Linked DNA regions of Homo sapiens: region 2 is linked to region 1. Evidence: chromatin loops called from intact Hi-C (ENCODE). Cell type or tissue: Caco-2. All regions are shown on one strand. Links, peaks and the distances in the headings refer to the core of each region. The heading gives the core; the rest is flanking DNA.

Region 1 (11,311 bases), core at 1,161-9,160:
AAAACATAGTTGCACAGATAATATTAGTCAAGCCTGGGCTATAACAAACATCCGTCACTGTTCAAGATGACAGGCGCTGCTTGTTGGCTAAAATTCTGTCAGACGGTGTTAATAGCAAAGAGAGAGAGAAATTCTTTTAAACTCAAAAAAAGGCCACTCTTATGGTTAAATCAAGGAATCACAATTTTTTTCCTTAAATAAAATGAATCAGACATGAGAATTAGGAATATCAATAAAGTATGTTATTTTACATTTGTATTATTCTTACTTTTTAAAAAAAATGCAAGGGCATATTCCAACACATAGATAAGAGGCACTCAAATAAATTAAATGTAAAATATAACTCTCTGGGGTTAGACATAGGGCCTTTGCTGTTAAGAGTTAAGGAAGAGGTTTTCCTTAAAAATGTGTTTGAGTTTCAGAGATATTTGATAATTAACCGTAATAAGAAACAAATAGAACAACAACAAAAACAACAAAACTTCCTCCTAAATAGAAGCAACCTTAATTGAAAGCAAAGTAAGCAATCATAACTGTGATGGTTTAAGTATTCCTACACAGCCCTCAGGAGGGGAGAAGGATGATGGGGGAGGTGGATGGAAATCAAGTTATTTATTTAAGGATTATGACCTGAAATCCATGTTTAGAATATATATATTTTTTACCTCAAAGCACTGATCCCAGTTAAAATGCAAACATTTCAGAAGGGTTGCACTTCAAGACTTTTATTAGTCATTTACCACTTAGTATAAGCTAGCTCCCAAAAGCAAAATTTGAAAACACAAATGGGCCTGACACAGTGGCTCGTGCTTGTAATGCCAGCACTTTGGGAGGCTGAGGCAGGCAGATCACTTGAGGTCAGGAATTTGAGACCTGCTTGGCCGACATGGTAAAACCCCATCTCTGCTAAAAAACATGAAAATTAGCTGGGTGTGGTGGGCACCTGTAATCCCAGCTACTCGGGAAGCTGAGGCAACAGAATCGCTTGAACATGGGAGGCAGAGGTTGCAGTGAGCCAAGATGGCATCATTGCACTCCAACCCAGGCAACAGAACAAGACTCTATCTCAAAAAAAAAAAAGAAAAGAAAAGAAAAAGAAAAAGAAAACACAAATATGTAGATGGAGGGAGAGTAGGAAAAGGACGGGGTGAAGGAATTAGAGGCACTAGTTCCTTAAAAGGTTATATCCACAACACTAAGAGGAAATTTATCCAAAATGATATTTGGCCTTCTGAAGGTCAACTTCTTTTTGTTTTACAGTTTTGCCAAGGCCCAATACAAATGTTAAATGAATCAAACAATTCTCAGGTCTTAAAAATCAATTTAATTGTGTCCACTTATTTCTTTCAAACATGGCTTAAATGAGTGATGAAAAATGCTCACACACTTCCTGACACATTGCACACTACTTTTTATTAGTTGGGCAGAGAAAGCAGAAAGAACCAGAAAATGTCCCCTGGATACGAGAGAAACTGGATCGGTATGTCATCAAATGTTATCCCCTGAAGGAGTGGTACCATCTCTGCCTTCTTCAGTGCTATACTCCCAGCACCAAGCACAGACCCTCAGGATGATCTTAGGTAACCTTTGTTACCCATAAATCACCTGACCATCAATTTCACCCCCTACCAAATAAGCAGGATTGCATCATTTGGCCGATGAGGAAGCTAAGACTGGGAGAAATTAAAGGATTTCCCCAGAATCACCCAGGAACTTCACAGGAGAGCCAGGATGAAAACACAGCTGCTCCTGGTTCTGCAGTGAACCAGCTGAGTTCCACATCCCACCATGCAAATCAATTTGTCCAGCTGGTTGCTTCCAAGTTTACCTTAAATTTATCTGAGCCACTTATCACTGCCTAATGGACCACCATATTTCAGAAAATCTAAGACACTGTGGGTTGTGACACGCTGCCACGTTTTATATACCACTAAGAGAAAAACCACTACTAACTCAACAAGGACACCATGCTTTCTTACTGCATAGACAATCACTTTATGCTCATTAAAAGAGCTTTTCTAGACCTGACTGGGGATAGATTTTATCATGTATCACCTCTGTGCATGCATTTTGAAGACATGAAATAGATCAGTTAAGATATTCCTAAAACAGGCCGGGTGCAGTGGCTCACGCGTCTAATCCCAGCACTTTGGGAGGCCAAAGCGGGTGGATCACCAGAGGTCAGGAGTTCGAGACCAGCCTGGCCAACATGGTGAAAACCCATCTCTACTAAAAATACAAAAATTAGCCAGGCGTGGTGGTGCATGCCTATAATCCCAGCTACTCGGGAGGCTGAGGCAGGAGAATTGCTTGAACCTGGGAGGTGGAGGTTGCAGTGGGTGGAGATCGCGACACTGACTCCAGCCTGGGTGACAAGAACGAAACTCCGTCACCTAAAAAAAAAAAAAAAAAAAAAAAAGATATTCTTAAAACTTTCTCACAGAATCCCACTCATGTGACTCATTTTTTGACTTACAGCTGTCTTATGTTTACATTTTGCCAAACAATGTCATCTTAGGTAGCTTAAGATCATTGGTTTTGCAGCATTTCTTAAAATAAATTCATAAGAGACCATAAAGCCACCGGTGCTGGCCTCCTGGCCAGCTATGCACAATGCAGTGCAGCACGACTTAACTGCCGCTTCCAGGAGGTTGCTACATTCTGCTAATTCATTGCTGCCCCGACTTCCACCCCAGAACCATTTGTTCATAGACACTAAAAGGGTGGGCCATATTGTCTCTGGGATTGTCTTCCATGCTCTTGACACCTATCCTGAAGTTTTCGATGTCACACTTTTCAGGCAGTGACCATTACAGACCAACAGTGACCCTAAGATGCATCCCAGTATCAGAGATGCTCTAAAAATGTGTATGCATTTGGAATCCATGATATGCTGCACATATTGATTTGCTACTTGTTGTTTATGTCTCTCCACTAGAATGTGAGTGCAAGAGACTTTGTCTATTTTGTTCACCCCCATGTCTCCAGCCCTAGAACAGTGCTGGTATGGTAGGCAAGCAACATTTATTGTATACACAACTGGATTCATTAATTCCATTAAGTTGCTAATTTGGTTGGGGGGTGGTTTAGTTAATTTTTTTCTCTTTGTTAAAAAGCGGTGGACAGGCACAGTGGCTCACACCTATAATCCCAGCACTTTGAGAGGCCAAGGCGGGTGGATCACCTGAGGTCAGGAGTTCAAGACCAACCTGGCCAACATGGCGAAACCCCATCTCCACTAAAAATACAAAAATTAGCTGGATGTGGTGGTGCATGCTTGTAATCCCAGCTACTCGGGCAGCTGAGGTGAGAGAATCACTTGAACATGGGAGGCGGAGGTTGGCACTACTGCTCTCCAGCTTGGGCGACAAAGCAAGACTCCATCCAGCAAAAAAAAAAAAAAAAAAAAAAAGCAGTATATAGTATAATCTTTCTCTCTTTTTTTTTGTAAAATATGTTTATACCTAAAAAGAAGTAGAGATAAATAACCCTATATTAAGAGCTATATATAATTGATTTTTCTTCCTTTTGTTTATTTATACTTTCTAAATTTTCTAGCATGAACATTATTACTTGCTAATTTGATAAGAGCATATATCTGCACATTATTTTAATTTGTATTGCTTTATTTTTATGTGGTAAAAGGTGAAAGCTTTCTGTACTGCATAGCAAAAATACATTGTGAATTCAATTATTTTTGCATCAACTTTATTTTCAATACGTTAACTTTACAACATCTTGGCAGAAAAATTTCTTTAAAATGCATATCTAAAGCCTGAAGACTGGTCGCGGTGGCTCGCACCTGTAATCCCAGCACATTGGGAGGCTGAGGTGGGCAGATCTTTTGAGGCCAGGAGGTCAAGACCAGCCTGGCTAACATGATGAAACTCCATGTCTACTAAAAATACAAAAATTAGTCGGGTGTGGTGGCACATATTTGTAATCTCAGCTACTCGGGAGGCTGAGGCATGAGAATTGCTTGAACCCAGGAGGCAGAGGTTGCGGGAGCTGAGATCGCACCAGTGCACTCCAGCAAAAGCCTGAAGACAAAAGAAAGAAGACCAAGCTAGGGAACCCTGGGATCAATCAAAAACTCTTTAGGAACCCTGGGCAAGGCCCTAGGTCCTGTCACCTGAACAGGTCCCTCTGTCCTCCCAGGTTCTGTGGTCTTCAGGAAGGGTCTCTGGGCATCAAGAAGAAATTCTTTATGTTCTCATGGTTCTGAAGAGGAGGATCATGGGCTGTTGGCAAGTATGAACCATGCTACTCAGAATGGCACGTAAAAGCTGAAGGGAATGCCAGCATTTTGGGAGGCTGAGGCAGGTGAATTGGTTGAGCCTAGGAGTTTGAAACCAGCCTGGGCAACATGGCAAAACCTCATCTCTACAAAAATTACAAAAAGTTAGCCAGGCGTGGTGGTGCACACTTGTGGTCCCAGCTACTCAGGAGGCTGAGGCACGAGAATCACTTGAATCCAGGAGGTAGAGGCTGCAGTGAGCCGAGATCGCATCACTGCACTCCAGCCTGGGTGACAGAGCCAGACCCTGTCTCAAAAAATAATAATAAAATAAAATAAAAGCCAAGGAGACACATTTCAGTCAGATAATCAGCATCTCAAGCTGGTCAACTTCAATCCAGACCAGTGAAGGGATGGGGACAGGGGTAGAGGTTAAATTATGTTTCCCCCAAATTCTTATGTTGAAGCCCTAACCCCTAGTACCTCAGAATGAGATGTATTTGAAGACAGAGCCTTTAAAGAGGTGATTAGGTTAAATGAGGCCAGTGGGGTGAGCCCTAATCGAAGCTAACTTGTGTCTTTGTAAGAAGAGGAAATGTGGACATGGAAGGGGTAGCAGGGATGGGAGCACACAAAGGTAAGACCACATGAGGACAGAGTGAGAAGGTGCCATCTACAAGACAAGGACAGAGGCCTCACCAGAACCCAGCCCTGCCTGCACCTTCCTCTTGGACTTCCAGCCTCCAGAACTGTCAGGAAATAAATGTCTGCTGTTGACACCGCTCGGTCTGTGGTACTTCATTATGGCAGCCTTGGCAAACTGGGGATAGCCAGTTAACGACCCTGGGTCAGCAGGACTCTTCTTTTAACGAAATTTAAACTCGGAGAGCTTTATCTGATCCCCCGTGGTCCATGAAAGACTGTACATGATTCGCAGTAGTGACAGGAAACGCAGGCAGAGATGCCTTCTACCTGCAGTGAATTCCAAAGCACTTCTCAGCTTTTATTCTCGAGCTTCTCCCATACCAAACCTCCATAATTTGCTAAAACTTGGTGACTGAGAGACTGATTTGAAATCCCCTTTTCACCTGGGACTCCTTGATGGTCCAAATAGATGAAGGGCAGGTGGCAGAAAGGACACAGGAAATGAGAAGCTTGGAAAAGGCACTGCTTGGTTAATCAGCCCCTTATAGATAGTGCTGAGTTCGTAGTACCTAACAAGATGTAACGGAAGCTTATTGCATAGGAAAAAGGAGCTGACGGATTATTAGCCTGACACTCTCCATTTGCTAAACGTACAGAACAGATTCATTACCTTTGTCCCCCCGCCCCTTAACAGTATGGGTTTGATTGCCCTCTTGCCTACAGGTAATTCTCCATCAAAATTAAATCCGTCCGCTAGTTCTCAATTTTATAAACTATGCAGGCACAGGGAGAGAGGAGGTCGGGCGGAGGCTCGTGCTGGGTGGGAGGAAGGTTACCTTTCCCAGGGCCACAACGCCAATCCAAAATTCTTCTACTCCTAGAGCTCTGAAGATGCCTGTATTCACGGTCCCATAGTGACACCAGCTGGTCAGATTCCAAAAAACAGCTTAGATGGAGAGGAAATGGCTCAGCCCCCTGCACCGTGCTCAGATGATAAATATACAGCCCTGGCCTCTTGACACTCTGCCTGTTCCAGTTTAAATGACATATGCCATATAAGGCATAAATACATTTATAGAATAAATACACAATACAAAAATGTGTAGATACTTTGGCTGTTACAAGCTCCTCTTCTCTTCCCCAAAAGATCAATGACACTGTTGATGCTTAATTGTCAACCACCATTTTCCTCCCTAGCAATTACACACCCAGTCCTATGAGCTGGCGCAGACTAAATCAGGGGAGGTCCTTGCCAGTTTACCAAGGTAGGGAAGGTTCGCCATTGGGAGAGAGAATGAGGCCTGATGTTCAGTTTGTATGTGACAGATGGAGAAGACGGATTGTGAAGACCAAAAACACCTCTAGATTTGTCCATTTCAGAGCTGCTGGAGCTCCAGAGTCTCTCTCCTGTGAAGACTTCTTCCCCAAAATGCGGCCTTGGCGATGTATTCACGAAATATTCATTTTGGCTCCTGATTTTTTATTCGTCATCTTGTAGTCTTTTTCTTTTCCTTTCAGGAAAAGGCTTCTTCAAATTGTATAAGCTTCAGACTTTGAAAAGCTGGGATCCATACCTGCAATAATGTATATACTAGATGTACTGGTACAAACGTTGGATACCTACTATATCCTCAGCACTGTGCTGGGTGCCGGGACATGTGCAGGAAAGGAGCAGGAAGCTTCCTACTCGATCAGTTAACCACACCAGCACATAAAATAACTAGCCAGCGTTGCAATGCAATATGTAATCAAAGACTAAATTGTGTAATCCAAATTATGTGCACAGTAGCCTGGAAATTCACAGGGGGAAATAGAGGTTATTAAAGGATGTGAAGCAATTCTGGAATGCTTCACTGAAGAAGTTTTAAGTGGAGCCAGAAAAGTATGGGAGAAAGGAAAAAGAAGTAACTAATCAAGGGGGAGAAGGGGGAGTGAAAGCCTCGAGGTGGAAATGAGGTTGTTTTGTTTTGTTTTGTTTTGTTTTTTTGAGACAGAGTCTCACTCTGTTGCCCAAACTGGAGTGCAGTGGCATGATCTTGGCTCACCTCCACCTCCTGGGTTCAAGCAATTCTCCTGCCTCAGCCTCCTGAGTAGCTGGGATTGCAGGCTAATTTTTGTATTTTTAGTAGAGGCAGGGTTTCATCATGTTGGTCAGGCTGGTCGCCAACTCCTGATCTCATGATCTCATGATCCACCCGCCTCGGCCTCCCAAAGTGCTGGGATTACAGGTGTGAGCTACCACACCTGGCCAAGGGAATTCGGTCATTTTTAGTGAGGAAGAATGAGAGCAGCTTGACAGAACCAAGCTGCACATTGGAAAGTAGTGGGAGACATTGGACTGAATGAGATGGGAATCCAGCTACCAAGGACAAGGACAGCCCCTCAAGAATTTTGACTTGACTTTGAGATCTCAAGTGAGAAAAACCACACAAAGGTAACTCTGCTGGCATTTTACACAATGATTACGCACATTTTTCTAATAACTTGCTGGAAATAGAATGAGCATTGCAGCACCATCGGACAGGTGCCTTACTCATTGGAGATGTCTGGACAGTGCTGTGATCATCCTCGCCAGCTGCAGCAATAGCACCCTGGGTCCTGCAGCCAGAAAGAAGGATCTGATCATCACCTCGTCCTCATGCTGTGCTGAGGAGCCTTGGTGCACAACTATTGGCTCGTTTTGGGCAGGACAGGTAAGTCCCAGCTGCAGAGCTTATGACACACAATTTTTACCTAAACTTCTAACTTTTATCCACGATACCTACTCCCCTTTCACTGCCTTCCTAACTTCTTGGCTCTTAGAATGTCCCAGCTTCATGCTCTTTTTAAATACCTGTATAAGAAATCATGTCTTTAAATAAGTAGAGGGTGCTTTTCGTGTTACCATGTAAAGGTTTTGAAATAGCCCCTGAAAAAGACATAAATATCTCTCTTAGCAGCCTATCAAAATGCCAGACTTCTCGGCATTTCGTGTCATTTCCTGTGGATTAACCCAATATCAATGTCAAGCTTCTTGAAGACAGAAATGATGCCATTTCCTAGCATTTCCCAATGCCTCGAATTTGCCTAGCAGGTAGGAGTTGCTCCATAAATGTTTGTCGGATGGACCGATAGATGGATGGATGGGTGAGTGGGTGGGTGGGTGGATGGATGGATCTTTGGTTGGATACATTTAAAGTAAAATGAAACATCCTGGCTAACACGGTGAAACCCCATCTCTACTAAAAATACAAAAAATTAGCCGGGTGTGGTGGCACGCGCCTGTAGTCCAAGCTACTCGGGAGGCTGAGGCAAGAGAATTGCTTGAACCTGGGAGGCAGAGGTTGCAGTGAGCCAAGATTGCACCATTGCACTCCAGCCTGGGCGACACAGGAAGACTCTGCCTCAAAAAAAAAAAAAAAAAAAGTATAATGAGAAACTGGAACTATGTATGTGTTGGTTCTGATAGGCGTGGACCCATCCCATTGTCATTGTTGTCAGGATCTGGATCAGCAAGACATTGGCCAACTGGGACAAAGAGAAGAATAAGACTCAAAAACTGATGGGAAGAACCAAATACTACTGAAGACCAACTTCACTGCTCAAAGTGGCCTGGTGCCAGTCCTTTTCAGGAATTAAATGAAACTGCAGCTTCACTGAACCACCTCACAATTCCATTTGCAGACAGGAATGCCCCAGCAGATCCCAACAGGATGCTCACCCCATGGAGGGACAGAGTGGGTTGATCCAGCCCACTAATAATGCTAACATTTCTACAGCGCTTTCTTAGGTGCCAGGCTCTGTTCTAAGTGCTCTACTTACATTAACTCCTTTAGCCCTCATGACTAACTTTACAGGTGTGTAGTACTATTTTAGAAATAGTCCATTTTACAGTTGAAACGCTGGAACACAGAGATGTGAAGTAGCTTCATCCAGGCTACACTCCTAGTATGTGGTAGGGAAGGGAATGCCACAGGGAGCCTGGGCTTTGATACCAGGCTTTTCCCCATCTGCCATGCTGCTCTTGGGTCCCAGCTAAGGGTAGAACAAAGATAGAGGGCCTCGGGCCAGGCGCAGTGGCTCATGCCTATAATCCCAGCACTTTGGGAGGCTGAGGTGGGCAGACCACGAGGTCAGGAGTTCCAGACCAGCCTGGCCAATATAGTGAAACCCCGTCTCTACTAAAAATACAAAAAAATTAGCCAGGCATGGTGGCGGGCACCTGTAGTCCCAGTTACTCAGGAGGCTGAGGCAGGAGAATCGCTTGAACCCTAGAGGCGGAGGTTGCAGTGGGCCGAGATCGTGCCACTGACTCCAGCCTGGGTGACAGAGTGAGATTCCATCTCAAAAAAAAGAAAAAAAAAAAAGATAGAGGGCCTCAAGTACACAAAATCACTGCACATCCAACCACACCTGAAGCCAACTATAGCCAAGAATCACCAGGTAAATGTATTTTTCCAACACCTACACATAAGCTACATTCTCAAAGAGTATTTTATAATGATTCCTTCAAACAGGTAATATTAGTAGTTGGTAGTCAGTGCAAGTTTGGAACTAAGCTTTCAGAAATGGGAATTTTTAAACCTTCCAGAGACAACAAGTATGATCATGAGCCCAAATAAAGAGCATGACTTCCATAGTTCATGAGTAAATTTTAATTGTACAATATAAGATAGAGACTGCAGCACAGTGTAGATGAGGTGGATTCTCAGACAATGTTAAGACATAAAAGACTCCTTTTAGAGAGGTGCACAGCTATGCCAGTTAGCCTAGGCCCTGTGTAAACTAATAATACAAGAAAATTAACCATTCAGTAGTGTGGTCATAAGAAAATATAGTTGAGTTGATCTTAGTCCAGACCTCCTCCTTCACTGGCTTAACAGAGGAAGGCCTTTTGGTAGGAATTTTGACAAGGTGCTGATAGTATCTTAACCCTGTGTTTTGCTTTTTTTTTTTTTTTTTGGAGACAGAGTCTCATTTTGTCACCCAAGCTGTAGTGCAGTGGCGTGATCTTAGTTCACTGCAGCCTTGACAACCCAGGCTCAGGTGATCCTCCCACCTCAGCCTTTCAAGCAGCTGGGACTATAGGTGTGCATCACCACACCCAGCTAATTTTTGTATTTTTTGTAGAGACGGGGTTTTCTATGTTGCCCAAGCTGATCTTGAACTCCCGGTCTCAAGGGATCCTTCCACATCAGCCTCCCAAAGTGCTGGGATTACAGGTGTGAGCTACTGCACCAGGCCCACTGTCCTAACATTATGGGAGAGTCTGTGATTCAAGTAGATGAATGCAGGAACAGGAGGTTGACAGGTAGGGGAAAGAAAAATGGAGAGTATCATGCTCATACCCTGAGAAGGGTAGAGAGGGGATTGGGGAAAATTGTTGGGATCATTGGATTCATTAGATCCCAAGAAACAGTCTAAAACCTCCTAGTATATTTTTTAAAAGATGGGATCTCCCTCTGTTGCCCAGGCTGGCCTTGAACTCCTGGGCTCTAGTGATCCTCTCGCCTCTGCCTCCCAAGTAGCTGGAATTACAGGCATACACCACCATGCATGCCCTAAAACCTCCTAGTATCCTGAGGAAGAAACCAGATGACTAAGTTCTTGGTTTTTTAGATCCGGGGGGACATGTGCATGTTCGTAACACGAGTATATTTCGGGATGCTGAGGTTTGGGGTATGACTGATCTCATCATCCAGGTAGTGAGCATAGTTCCCTATAGGTAGTTTTTCAATCCTTGCCCTCCCCCTTCCCCTTTTTGGAATCTCCAGTGTTTATTGTTCTCATCTATGTGTTTGTGTATACCAAATGTTTAGCTCCTACTTATAAGTAAGAACATGTGGTATATGGTTTTCTGTTTCTGCATTGGTTCACCTAGGATAATGGCCTCCAGCTACATCCATGTTGCCGCAAAGGACATGATTTCATTCTTGTTTATGGCTATGTAGTATTCCATACTGTCTATGTACCACATTTCCTTTCTCCAGTCCACCATTGATGGACACCTGGATTGATTCTATGTCTTTGCTATTGTGAATAGCACTATGATAAACACACACGTGCAGGTCTCTTTTGGGGTACATATATTTACCTTTGGGTATATACCCAGTAATGGGATTGCTGGGTTGAATGGTAATTCTAGCTTTAGAAAGAATTCTCCATACTGCTTCCCACAAAGGCTGAACTAATTTATATTCCCACAAGGAGTGTATAAGCATTCCCTTTTCTCTGTAACCTCACCAGCATCTGGTATTTTCTGACTTTTTAATAATAGCCATTCTGACTGGTGTGAGATAGTATCTCCTGGTAGTCTTGATTTGAATCTCTCTGATGATTACTGGTGTTAAACATTTTTCATATGTTTTTGGTCACTTGTAGGCAATCAAGTATTAAATGAGATAAATGAGGCATGCAGGAAATTATTTATTTCTTAATTAAAGGTAAACT
Region 2 (11,311 bases), core at 1,396-9,395, 310 kb before region 1:
TGGACTTCATTTAATTGTATTTATTCAACTATAGAAACTTTTCTTCTGGCGTACAGAGGACACAGAAATAATTATTTCCACCTATCTTTCTGTCATGAATTAGTCCAGTATTAGCTATAAACAGAAATTGAACAAATTCTTTACAAGTTCTTTGACTCTTTGTTTCTTTAAAATGCAAAAATACAATATATTTTGAAAGCAGTTTTTATATCGATTATATAAATATTATTTCATATATTTATTTATATGTTATGTATATTTAATGTAGGTATATGTTATGCTATTAATTTCTTTGCAAAAACAATAGAATGCATTTCACATGTTGATTTTAGATTTTTGCATACTTTCTAGTATTAAATGTAGCAAACTGCCTTTAACTGCAATTACAACTCACCAAAAATTAGTATGATTTCCACATATCAGACTAATATTATAATAAAATATTTTAATTTATTGATTACTAAGTCAATTTTTAAAAGATCTAAAATAAAAAATTTAACATATGTTATAGCCAAATGAAAGCTTTGAAAACAACTATAAATTTTACTTTATTCAATTATATAAATGAATTGAAACTTGCATTTCCATAATAGCATTTGAGATGAAATTTGTTGATAAAGATTTATTTTCTTTTAATACTTCTTCCTTTCAAATAGGTACAAGACTGATTTGTCTAACCCTGGGTTCTGCTAAGTAGCAATTGTTTTATTCCAAAGATGCAGAGTGGCTATCTAACCTCTGCTGCAATATTGTCTCCTAGGACACCAACATGAAGCTTCTAGAATTTATGATACATTGTCCTGGATCAACCACTATAACAAAAATTGAAAGTTATTTATATATCTGGAAGACCATATCTATTGAATTCCTCTGGAAATATCAATCACTTTTAGACAGGAATTTACATTTCACTTGTTTTAAAATAATGTACTTCCAGTTGGTAAATGGTCACAATCTGTGTCCAGAATATAGATGAACAACAACAAAACTCCAAAAGAGTAATTTTCATCTTTAGTGTGTCCCGAGAAGCAGATTTCTCATTGGAAACAATGCAAGCAAGGAGAGTGCAGCAACATCACAAAAGTATTGAAAGAAAAACATCCATCATCCTAGAAGTTAAAATCCAGTGAAAACAACTTTCAAAAACAAAGATGAACTAAAGACCTCAAAATATATGTGAAAATTAACTCAAAATGGATCACAGACCTAGATGTAGAACCTAAAACTGAAAACCTCTAAAGTAAAATAGGAAATATCTTTGTGACACTGAGGCAAAGATACATTATTAGGTTTCTGCAAAAGTAATTGCAGTTTTTCCCATGGAAACTAATGGCCAAAACCACAATTACTTTTGCCCCAACCTAATAGCTATGACACAAAAAGCACAATCCATCAAAAATAAATTAATTAATATTATACACAACAAAATTAAGAACTTCTCTTCAAAAGAAATCATGAAAAGAATGATAAAACAAGCATCAGCATGGGGTAAAATATTTGCAAGCTGCATTTCTCATAAAATGGCTTGGATCTAGAATATATAAAGAATTCTCAAAATGTGATAATAAGAAAAGCTTACTATGGGAGGTTACAAATATGTTAATTTGCATGACTGTAGTAATCATTTCACTATGTAAATGTATATGAAAACATTAGGTTTTACATCCTAACTATAGAAAATTTTTAAAAAGAAATAAAACAGTTGAAAAAATTTTAAAGGTTAAAAAAAATTTTTTTTAATGGGCAAAAAATGTGAATAAATGCCTCACCAAAGAAGATCTACAGAACTCAATAAAGCATATGAAAAGACGCTCAATAAGTCAATAAGCATATGAGAAGTATTTAATATTATTAGACATTATAGAATTGCAAATTAAAACCACAGTGTGATACTACTAAGCCTTTTAAAATGGCTAAAATGAAAAAGACTGGACCAGTCTTCTGGCTAGGATGGGAAGTGAACAGAATTCTCATCTACTGCTGTTGGGAATGTAAAATGGTATAAGCATTTTGGAAAACAGTTTAGCAGTTTCTTTTTCTTTTCTTTTTTTTTTTTTGAGACGAAGTCTCGCTCTTGTCCGGCAGGTTGGAGTGCAATGGCATGATCTCGGCTCACTGCAACCTCTGCTACCTGGGTTCAAGCGATTCTCCTGCCTCAGCCTCCCTAGTAGCTGGGATTACAGGCACCTGCCACCATGCCCGGCTAATTTTGGTATTTTTAGTACAGACGGGTTTTCACCACGTTGGCCAGGCTGGTCTCGAACTCCTGACCTCAGGTGATCCACCCACCTCGGCCTCCCAAAGTGGTGGGATTACAGGCGTGAGTCACCGTGCCTGGCCAGCAGTTTCTTAAAAAGTTAAATACACAGCTATGTGACAAAACTAGTCCACTTCTAGGTATTAATATTTACCCAAGAGAAATGGCAACATAGGTCCACACAAACACTTGTAACATGAATGCTCAACAGCATCCTGACAAGTAACAGCCAAAACCTGGAAATGGCCTAAATTTTCATTAACAGTGAAATGATAAATAATATTTCATGAAATGGAATTTTACTTCAGCAATAACAATAAATGCTTTATTGATGAATGCAAAAACGTGAATGACTCTTGAAATAATCTGAGTTTAAAATGTGATATCATATGGCAAAAGGGATTTTTCCAACATCATTAAGGTTACTAATCAGTTGATCTGACTTAATCAAAAGAGAGATTATCCTTTTAGACATAACTTAATCTCATGAGCCCTTTAGATTTGGGTCTAGCAGTCAGAGACAGAGAAAATCAGGGTTTTGAAACACAAGAAGGTTTTGACACACCTGACTTTGTACATGGAGTGAACCAGTTGGCTAAGAATCACAGGCAGCCTCCAGAAGCGGAGAGAGGCCCGTCAGCTGACAGCCAGCAAGGAAACAGGGACTTCAGTCCAATAAGTGCAAAGAATTGGATTTGGCTAACAACCTGAATGAGCTTGAAGAAAGACTTTCAGCTCTAGATAAGACGACAGTCCTAATCAACACCTTGATTCTGGTTTTATGGGACCCAGAGCAGAGAATCCAGTCAACCCATACCCAGACTTCTCATCTACAAAACTATGAGCTCATAAATAGGTGTTGTTTTAAGCTGCTAAGTTTGCAGTAACTTGTTTTGCACTAAAGGAAACTAATACACATGGTAAAACTATGGTAAAAGAAATATTGTAAAAATATCAATACCTACCCAGCAGCAATCTATAGAATGGAAGAAAGTGAAAAGTAGTGGATGCTGTAGGAGTCTCACTTGTCTTGGCACTCACCATGCCAGTACATGACCATAGTAGTGAGAAAAAGAAAAGCAGCTCCTGATAGCTGGGAGATTGACTGGTACTATCCAATAAGACACAGTGTCCTTCTGTTGATCATAACCAGTTTCACAGAACACCAATAGTGGACAAGTCTATTCCATGACAATGACGGATCAAAATGAACACAAGACCACTTGGTGATCATGTCTGAACTCAGACAAAAACAAGAACATTGTCTAAACTCCCAAAATGAACAAACGTCTCTCTATCTGGGCTAATATAAGTGAGAATTACTTCTTTACCAATTATAGCTGTAGCTTGCTCTTGTTCTTCTCTCCTTCAAGCTAAGAATTCTGGGCCGGGAGCAGTGGCTCAAGCCTGTAATCCCAGCACTTTGGGAGGATGAGGTGGGCAGATCATGATGTCAGGAGTTCGAGACCAGCCTGACCAACATGGTGCAACCCCCATCTCTATTAAAATGCAAAAATTAGCCGAGCATGGTGGCACGTGCCTGTAATCCCAGCTACTCAGGAGGCTGAGGCAGGAAAATCACTTGAACCTGGGAAGCAGAGGTTGTAGTGAGCCGAGATCGTGCCTCTGCACTCCAGCCTGGGCGACAGAGCGAGACTCCATCTCAAAAAAAAAAAAAAAAAAAAGAATTCTAAAGATATCCAGACATAGGATGATCTATGTTTTCTGGCAACAGAAAATCCCAGAGCAAATCTCCACCTCCTAGAACCTCTTCCTTGTTACCTGACATGAGACCAAATCCTGTAAATCCTTTCTAATACTTGCTTACTGAGATGCTCCACAGTTCCTCCACAGCATGCACTCTCACTCACTGTGATGAATCAATCAACAGAGAGTTCTTCAACCACAGGAGGGCTCTTGGTATCCTACTTACCCTCTGCCTGGGTGCTTTCTCCTAGATTTGCTTACTGGCATGGGGAAGGGTAGAAATAAACTGTTGGGGAGTTAACAGACTTACAAAAAGTCCTCATTCAACGGGAGGAGGTGGAGGATAAATCTCCAAGCTTCCTCACCCTTTAAGGGAGATAACTCAGAGATCTCCAATGGAACGGGGCCTCAAAATGTATGGATGGGCTTCAATCAACTTCTGCAGGCCAGGTCTTCATAAAGGCTGAACAGGCAGGGCTCCACAACAACTGTTTCAGCACTGACTGAGTGATGAAGTTAAATATTAAAAGCTGAGACAGCCAGTGCCCTTATACAAAGGCTGGAATGTAACAAAAGCCCATCAAGAATTTTGCCTAGGCCTCTCCTGGGCCTTAAAGCATGACGAGATAATGAGGGAATTCTTAACATGACCCGTTTAAGATTAAACAACTTTTACTGGGGGTCTGAAGAAATTCCCCAGGCCTCTGCAAACAAGTTTATTGGGTCTGAAGGAACTCCCCACACCTCCATGATTTGGCAGGGGAGAAGATAAGGGAATCATCCCAGCACCTGGACCCATTTAGATTAGGTAAGTGTACTGAGGCTCCAGAGGAAGGTCTTCTGAACTCAGATCTTAGTTACAGATTAGAAGAAGTTAATCACTTATCACTTTAGATGAATGTACACTTACACGTATACATATAGCTTAGAAGGTATATAAGCTCTGGAAAACTTTATAATTTTGAGTTTGGTGATATTTTTACAGGCCTTCTCCCTGTACCTGGTTGCAGGAATAAACTCCCGTCTTTCCCAGTTCATCTGCATCCCATTACTGGCCCACAGGAATAAGCAGCCCAGCCCTGGGTTTGGTCCCGGAACAAACTGACCTTAAAAAAAAGGAGATTATCACTAACAGCAGCCAGAGAGAAAGGTTGGGTTACACACAAAGGGAAGCCCATCAGACTAACAGCTGATCTCTCGGCAGAAACCCTACAAGCCAGAAGAGAGTGGGGTCCAATATTCAACATTCTTGAAGAAAAGAATTTTCAACCCAGAATTTCATATCTAGCCAAACTAAGCTTCATAAGTAAAGAAGAAATAAAATCCTTTACAGACAAGCAAATGCTGAGAGATTTTGTCACCACCAGGCCTGCCTTACAAGAGCTCCTGAAGGAAGCACTAAACATGGAAAGGAATAATTGGTACCAGCCACTGCAAAAACATGCCAGATTGTAAAGCCCATCGATGCTAGGAAGAAACTGCATCAACTAATGGGCAAAATAACCAGCTAACATCATAATGACAGGATCAAATTCACACATAACAATATTAACCTTAAATGTAAATGGGCTAAATGCCCCAATTAAAAGACATAGACTGGCATATTGGATTAAAAAGTCAAGACCCATCAGTGTGCTGTATTCAGGAGACCCATATCACATGCAGAGACACACATAGGCTCAAAATAAAGGGATGGAGGAAAATCTACCAAGTGAATGGAAAGCAAAAAAAAGCAGGAGTTGCAATCCTAGTCTCTGATAAAACAGACTTTAAACCAACAAAGATCAAAAGAGACAAAGAAGGGCATTACATAATGGTAAAGGGATCAATTCAACAAGAGCTAACTATCCTAAATATATATGCACCCAATACAGGAGCACCCAGATTCATAAAGCAAGTCCTGAGAGACCTAAAAAGAGACTTAGATTACCACACTATAATAATGGGAGATTTTAACACCCCACTGTCAACATTAGGCAGATCAACGAGACAGAAAGTTAACAAGGATATCCAGGAATTGAACTCAGCTCTGCACCAAGCAGACCTAATAGACATCTACAGAACTCTCCACCCCAAATCAACAGAATATAAATTCTTCTCAGCAACACATTGCACTTATTCCAAAATTGACCACATAGTTGGAAGTAAAGCACTCCTCAGCAAATGTAAAAGAAATGTAAACTAGTTCAACCATTGTGGAAGTCAGTGTGGCGATTCCTCAGGGATCTAGAACTAGAAATACCATTTAACCCAGCAATCCCATTACTGGGTATATACCCAAAGGATTATAAATTATGCTACTATAAAGACACATGCACACATATGTTTATTGCAGCACTATTCACAATAGCAAATACTTGAAACCAACCCAAATGTCCATCAATGATAGACTGGATTAAGAAAACGTGGCACATATATACCATGGAATACTATGCAGCCATAAAAAAGGATGAGTTCATGTCCTTTGTAGCAACATGGATGAAGCTGGAAACCATCATTCTGAACAAACCATCACAAGGACAGAAAACCAAACACCACATGTTCTCACTCATAGGTGGGAACTGAACAATGAGAACACTTGGACATAGGGCTAGGAACATCACACACTGGGGCCTGTCCTGGGGTGGGGGATTGGGGAGGGGGAGCATTAGGAGAAATACCTAATGTAAATGACGAGTTAATGGGTGCGGCAAACCAACAGGGCACATGTATACCTATGTAACAAACCTGCACGTTGTGCACATGTACCCTAGAACTTAAAGTATAATAAAAAAAAAAAAAAAAGGAGATTATCCTGGATTATCTGAGTGAGCCCAGTGTAATCACAAGGATCTTTAAAATGTATAAGAGGAGGCGGAAGAGTCAGTACACACTGAAGCCATGTGAGAAAGACTCAAATGGCTTTGCTGGCTTTGAAAATGGAAGGGGACAACAAGCCAAGGAATAGGGATAACCTCTAGAAGATGGAGAAAGAAAGAATATGAACTCTCCCCTAGAGCCCCTAGAAAGTGATATAGGAGTTAAGAAGATATCACTTAGGCAGATAGTAAAGGTATGGGAATCCTCAGTAAGGCTTTTCTTTTTAATGAAAAGCAGCCCCAAATCATTTCCTAGCAAAGAGCAGCCTGTAAAGTCAAGCCATAGACACAGAATAGATAAGCAAGCTGGGAGCGTCCCTGGGTGAATGACGGCAGGAACTAGGGACTAGTACCATGTTCAAGATGGCGGCTCCATCTACCCTTCTCTACCTTACGTGTACAGTAAGGAGCAGACAAGATGGCACTGGCCAAGGGGAGAGTTCATTTGCATAAGATTACGGTGGGGCAACCAGTCTTCCCCTTGTGCTATGTAAACATCATACCTGATTGAACCAATCTGTAAGCCCCACTAAATCAGACACCACCTCCTCAAACGGGACTATAAAATCTGGCACATTCACTGCCAGCTGGTCTTTTCTGCTCAGAAGACCCCTCTCTATAGAGAGAGCTGTTTTTCTTTCTCTTTTCTTCTGCCTATTAAGCCTCCACCCCTAAACTCTTCATGTGTGTCTGTGTCCTAAGTTTTCCTGGTGCAAGACTACGAACCCCAGGTATATACCCCAGACAACATAGCCGCTTCAAAAGGAATGCAGCACTGTTGACCATTTGATTACATCCCAGTGAGGCTCATTATGTTTGTATGTAATGTATGTATGTATGTATTTAGTAGAGATGTTACTCTACTCTACTCTCTATGCTACTCAGGCTGATCTCAAACTATTGTCCTCAAGCTATCCTCCCACCTCAGCCTCCCAAAGCTCTACGATTATAGGCATGAGCCACTGTACCCACCCAAAACCCACTTTGAAATTCTGTCCTATAGAACTGTAAAATAAAAAAACTGTGTGGTCTTCAAGCCACTAAGCTTGTGGTAATTTGTTATAGCAGCAATAGAAAGCTAATACAGTTACTTATATACACAAGACGGACCAAAGTAAACTAATACAATTAAACATCCCTAATCTGAAAATCTGAAATCTGAAATGCTCCAAAATCCAAAACTTTTGAGCACTGACATAATATCACAAGTGGGAAATTCCACACATAAGTACTTAACACAAACTTCGTTTCATGTACAAAGCTATTAAAAATATTGTTTAAAATTACCTTCAGGCTATGTGTATAAGGTATTTATAAGGCATAAATGAATTTTGTGTTTAGACTTGGGCCCCAGCCTCAAGATATCTTATTATGTATATGCAAATATTCCAAAATTTTTAAAAAATCTAAAATCTGTGAAACACTTCTGGTCCCATACATTTCACATAAGAGATACTCAACCTCTAGAAAGGACGGAGAAAAAGAAATAGTGATAACAAATAATTAGAGTTTTATTGAAAGGAAAAGAAAGGAGGAGGGAAAATACTGATTTGTGAAAGAAACTGAGTTCACACTTAGGATGACTACAGGGTTATATCACTGCATCCAATGTCGCTAACAAGCAGTTTGAAAAATGAGAATAAAGCATAGGTGAGCAGTTAATTACACAGATATAGAGGACAAGTCCGTAATCTTAAATTAAATTGATTTCCTGAAGAGGAGTTTATACAAAAGATCAGGAAAACAGAGACTGAAACATGAACATTTTGAGGACAGGACAAGGAACAGTGAGGTAGGAGAACCAGTCAGTGCAGCAGTACAGAAGTCAAGAAAGAACAAAGTTGCAAAATGCAGCTGGTTCTCAAAAGTTCTAATTGCAGCTGTAGAGAACAGGCCTAATAAATGTTTATTTAGGTTGAACAATTAGTGACATAAACCCTTCAAGACTTCACAGTAGAGGAGTGGAGGAAGTTAAATGCTTATCTTACGTAAAAACAAGCTTTAGCAGTTCCCACCCACTTGCTCCTACATCCCTGGGAGCCATCTTTATTTTTACTCCACACCCACCTGGCCACAGAATTTAGCCTTCTTTAAATTCATCTGAAATAATGCACCTATGCAGGGCATTAATGAACAATGCAGATTTACTGAAGCTTTTTAAGAATATGAAGTGGTGGAATTATAAATCACAGCCTCCATAAAACAACTTAAATACTCCAGTTAGATACAGAACCTATAGTCTCCCAAAAGCTCCCTTCTCAGCCATACCACACTGGTGATTCCCTTTATTCTCTCCCTCCTTCATTTGTTTGTTCTTTCTTTCTTTCCTTCTTTTTTCTTTTTTTTTTTTTTGAGACAGGTCTCACTCTGTCACCCAGGCTGGAGTGCAGTGGTGTGATCTGGGATCACTGCAACCTCCGCCTCCCAAGCTCAAGGGATCCTCCCACCTCAGCCTCCTGAGTAGCTGGGACTATGGGCATGCATCACCACACTCAGCTGATTTTATTTTTGTTTTGTTTGTTTGTTTGTTTTCTAGAGGCAGGGTTTTGCCATGTTACCCAGACTGGTCTTGAACTCCTGGAATCAAGAGATCTGCCTGCCTTGACCTTCCAAAGTACTGGGATTACAGGCAATGTGAGCCACTGCGCCCAGCCTGGATTTTCTCTAGCACTTTAAACTTCATCACCTTCCAAGTGGTGAACAAGAATTAAAGTGCTCTAAAATTCCATTGTCCTGAGTGGTAGATAGTAGTCATATGTGCTACTCTGAGCACTTGAAATGTGGCTGGTCCAAACCAAAATATGCTGGAAGTGTGAAATACACACTGGATTTCCAAGATTTTGTATAAAAAAACAGATGTTAAAGTATTTCATTAACAACTTTTTATATTGATTGCATGTTGAAATGATAATATTTTGGTTATATTGAGTTAAATAAATATATTATTAAAATTAATATCACCTTTTTTTTTTTTTTTTTTGAGACAGAGACTCACTCTGTTGCCCAGGCTGGACTGCAGTGGCATGATCTCAGCTCACTGGAACCTCTGCCTCGCTGGTTCAAGCCATTCTCCTGCCTCAGCCTCCTGAGCAGCTGGGATTACAGGTGCCCGCCACCACGCCCTGTTAATTTTTTTTTATTTTTAGTAGAGATGGGGTTTCACCATGTTGGCCAGGCTGGTCTTGAACTCCTGACCTCAAGTGATTCGCCTGCCTTGGCCTCCCAAAGTGCTGGGATTAGAGGCATGAGCCACCACACCCGGCCTCATTTCACCTTTTTAATGTAACTAGCAGAAAATTTAAAGTAGCTTCCATGGCTTATATTATATTCCTATTGGACAGCACTGTTCTGGAAATAAAAAGAACTTCATGTTAATAAGACTAACCCTCCATGGAAGGCAGTTTAAGAATAATCTTCTAAGAGGCTAATCGAATTACTTCTTACAAAAAGAAAACAAAACACAGAAACTTTGACCAAAAAGGGATTCAAAAGCCAGGTGTTAAACGAGCAAAATATTTCTCCATCTCATTACACATGCTACCTCTTTATGAAGAATTTTGCCCCATGCCAATTATCAGTACTGGGAAAGAAGAGGAGTCATGGCTGGTGTCCAGGTGGCCCAGTTCTGTGAACCTCTATCCATTTAGGAGACAGCAGAGAAAAACTGATAGCCCTGGAAGTCAAGCAACCTACAGGGGAACTGAATCTATAACCACAGCCTCATTAGCATAGCCTATAGCTCCCATTGCATCCTGTAGTTAATACCCTTATCAACACAAATCACACTATAATTACTTGTGTAATTAATTATCTCCACCACACAAGGCTGTGAGCTTTGTGAGGGCAGGGATCCATGTCTGTCTTGTCATCCACATATCCACAATACCCAGTAGCATGCAGAGTAAGTGCTCAATAAGTATTTATTAAATGGATATTTAATGAAAATCAAATTAACTAGTTTTTCTGCTCAGTGCATCTGGAACCATATATCTATCAATGAACTTCCTAGTTTGGAAATGCTATATAACCTATTCCTTATGGAAGAGCTAGAAAAGTGACAACTGATGACTATATATAAATGGATTATTCTAATGATAGTAGGCTATATTAATAAGAATATTAATAGCTAACTTTTACTAAGTGTTTGTCAGGTAATAGGTGTTGTGCTAACCATTTAACCATCTTTAAACATCTTTCACTTACTCATCACTACAATTTACCACATAGGTACTACTGTCATTCCCATTTCACAGATGGGGAGATTGAGACTTAGAGAATTTAAGCAATTTGCACAAAGACACTCAAAGAGCAAGGGGTGGTGCAAGGATTTAAATTTAATCTGACACTAGAACCTGAGACTTAACTATGCAAGATGATTCTTCACAGACACATGACTAAGTAACACCAATTGACACGAACTGACATTGTTGATCACTCCTTCCTCCTTTAAACATTGTCTTCACCTGGCTTTTAGAAGACTGTACATTCC

What was found. Peaks named below come from ENCODE experiments on the same cell type or tissue, not always from the same donor. Only the 100,000 strongest peaks of a DNase experiment are listed, where the experiment ranks them.
Region 2: it touches region 1 in a loop (7-fold over the local background); 2 of 110 quality-filtered maps call a loop at or near these places.

What each region holds. Positions count from the first base shown.
Region 1 is chr6:8,125,944-8,137,254 of GRCh38, reverse strand. No RefSeq gene overlaps it. Among named protein-coding and RNA genes, the nearest start is that of EEF1E1-BLOC1S5, 29 kb to the right of the region's middle. RefSeq lists an enhancer at 5,864-5,913. In Caco-2, for the core only: a CTCF peak has its summit at 5,779 (motif pointing left); a DNase peak (open chromatin) is centred at 5,774.
Region 2 is chr6:8,439,859-8,451,169 of GRCh38, reverse strand. The region is part of intron 2 of LOC100506207 (a long non-coding RNA gene); the gene reads right to left. Among named protein-coding and RNA genes, the nearest start is that of SLC35B3, 10 kb to the right of the region's middle. In Caco-2, for the core only: no CTCF peak of the experiment used is centred there; DNase peaks (open chromatin) are centred at 4,639 and 5,039.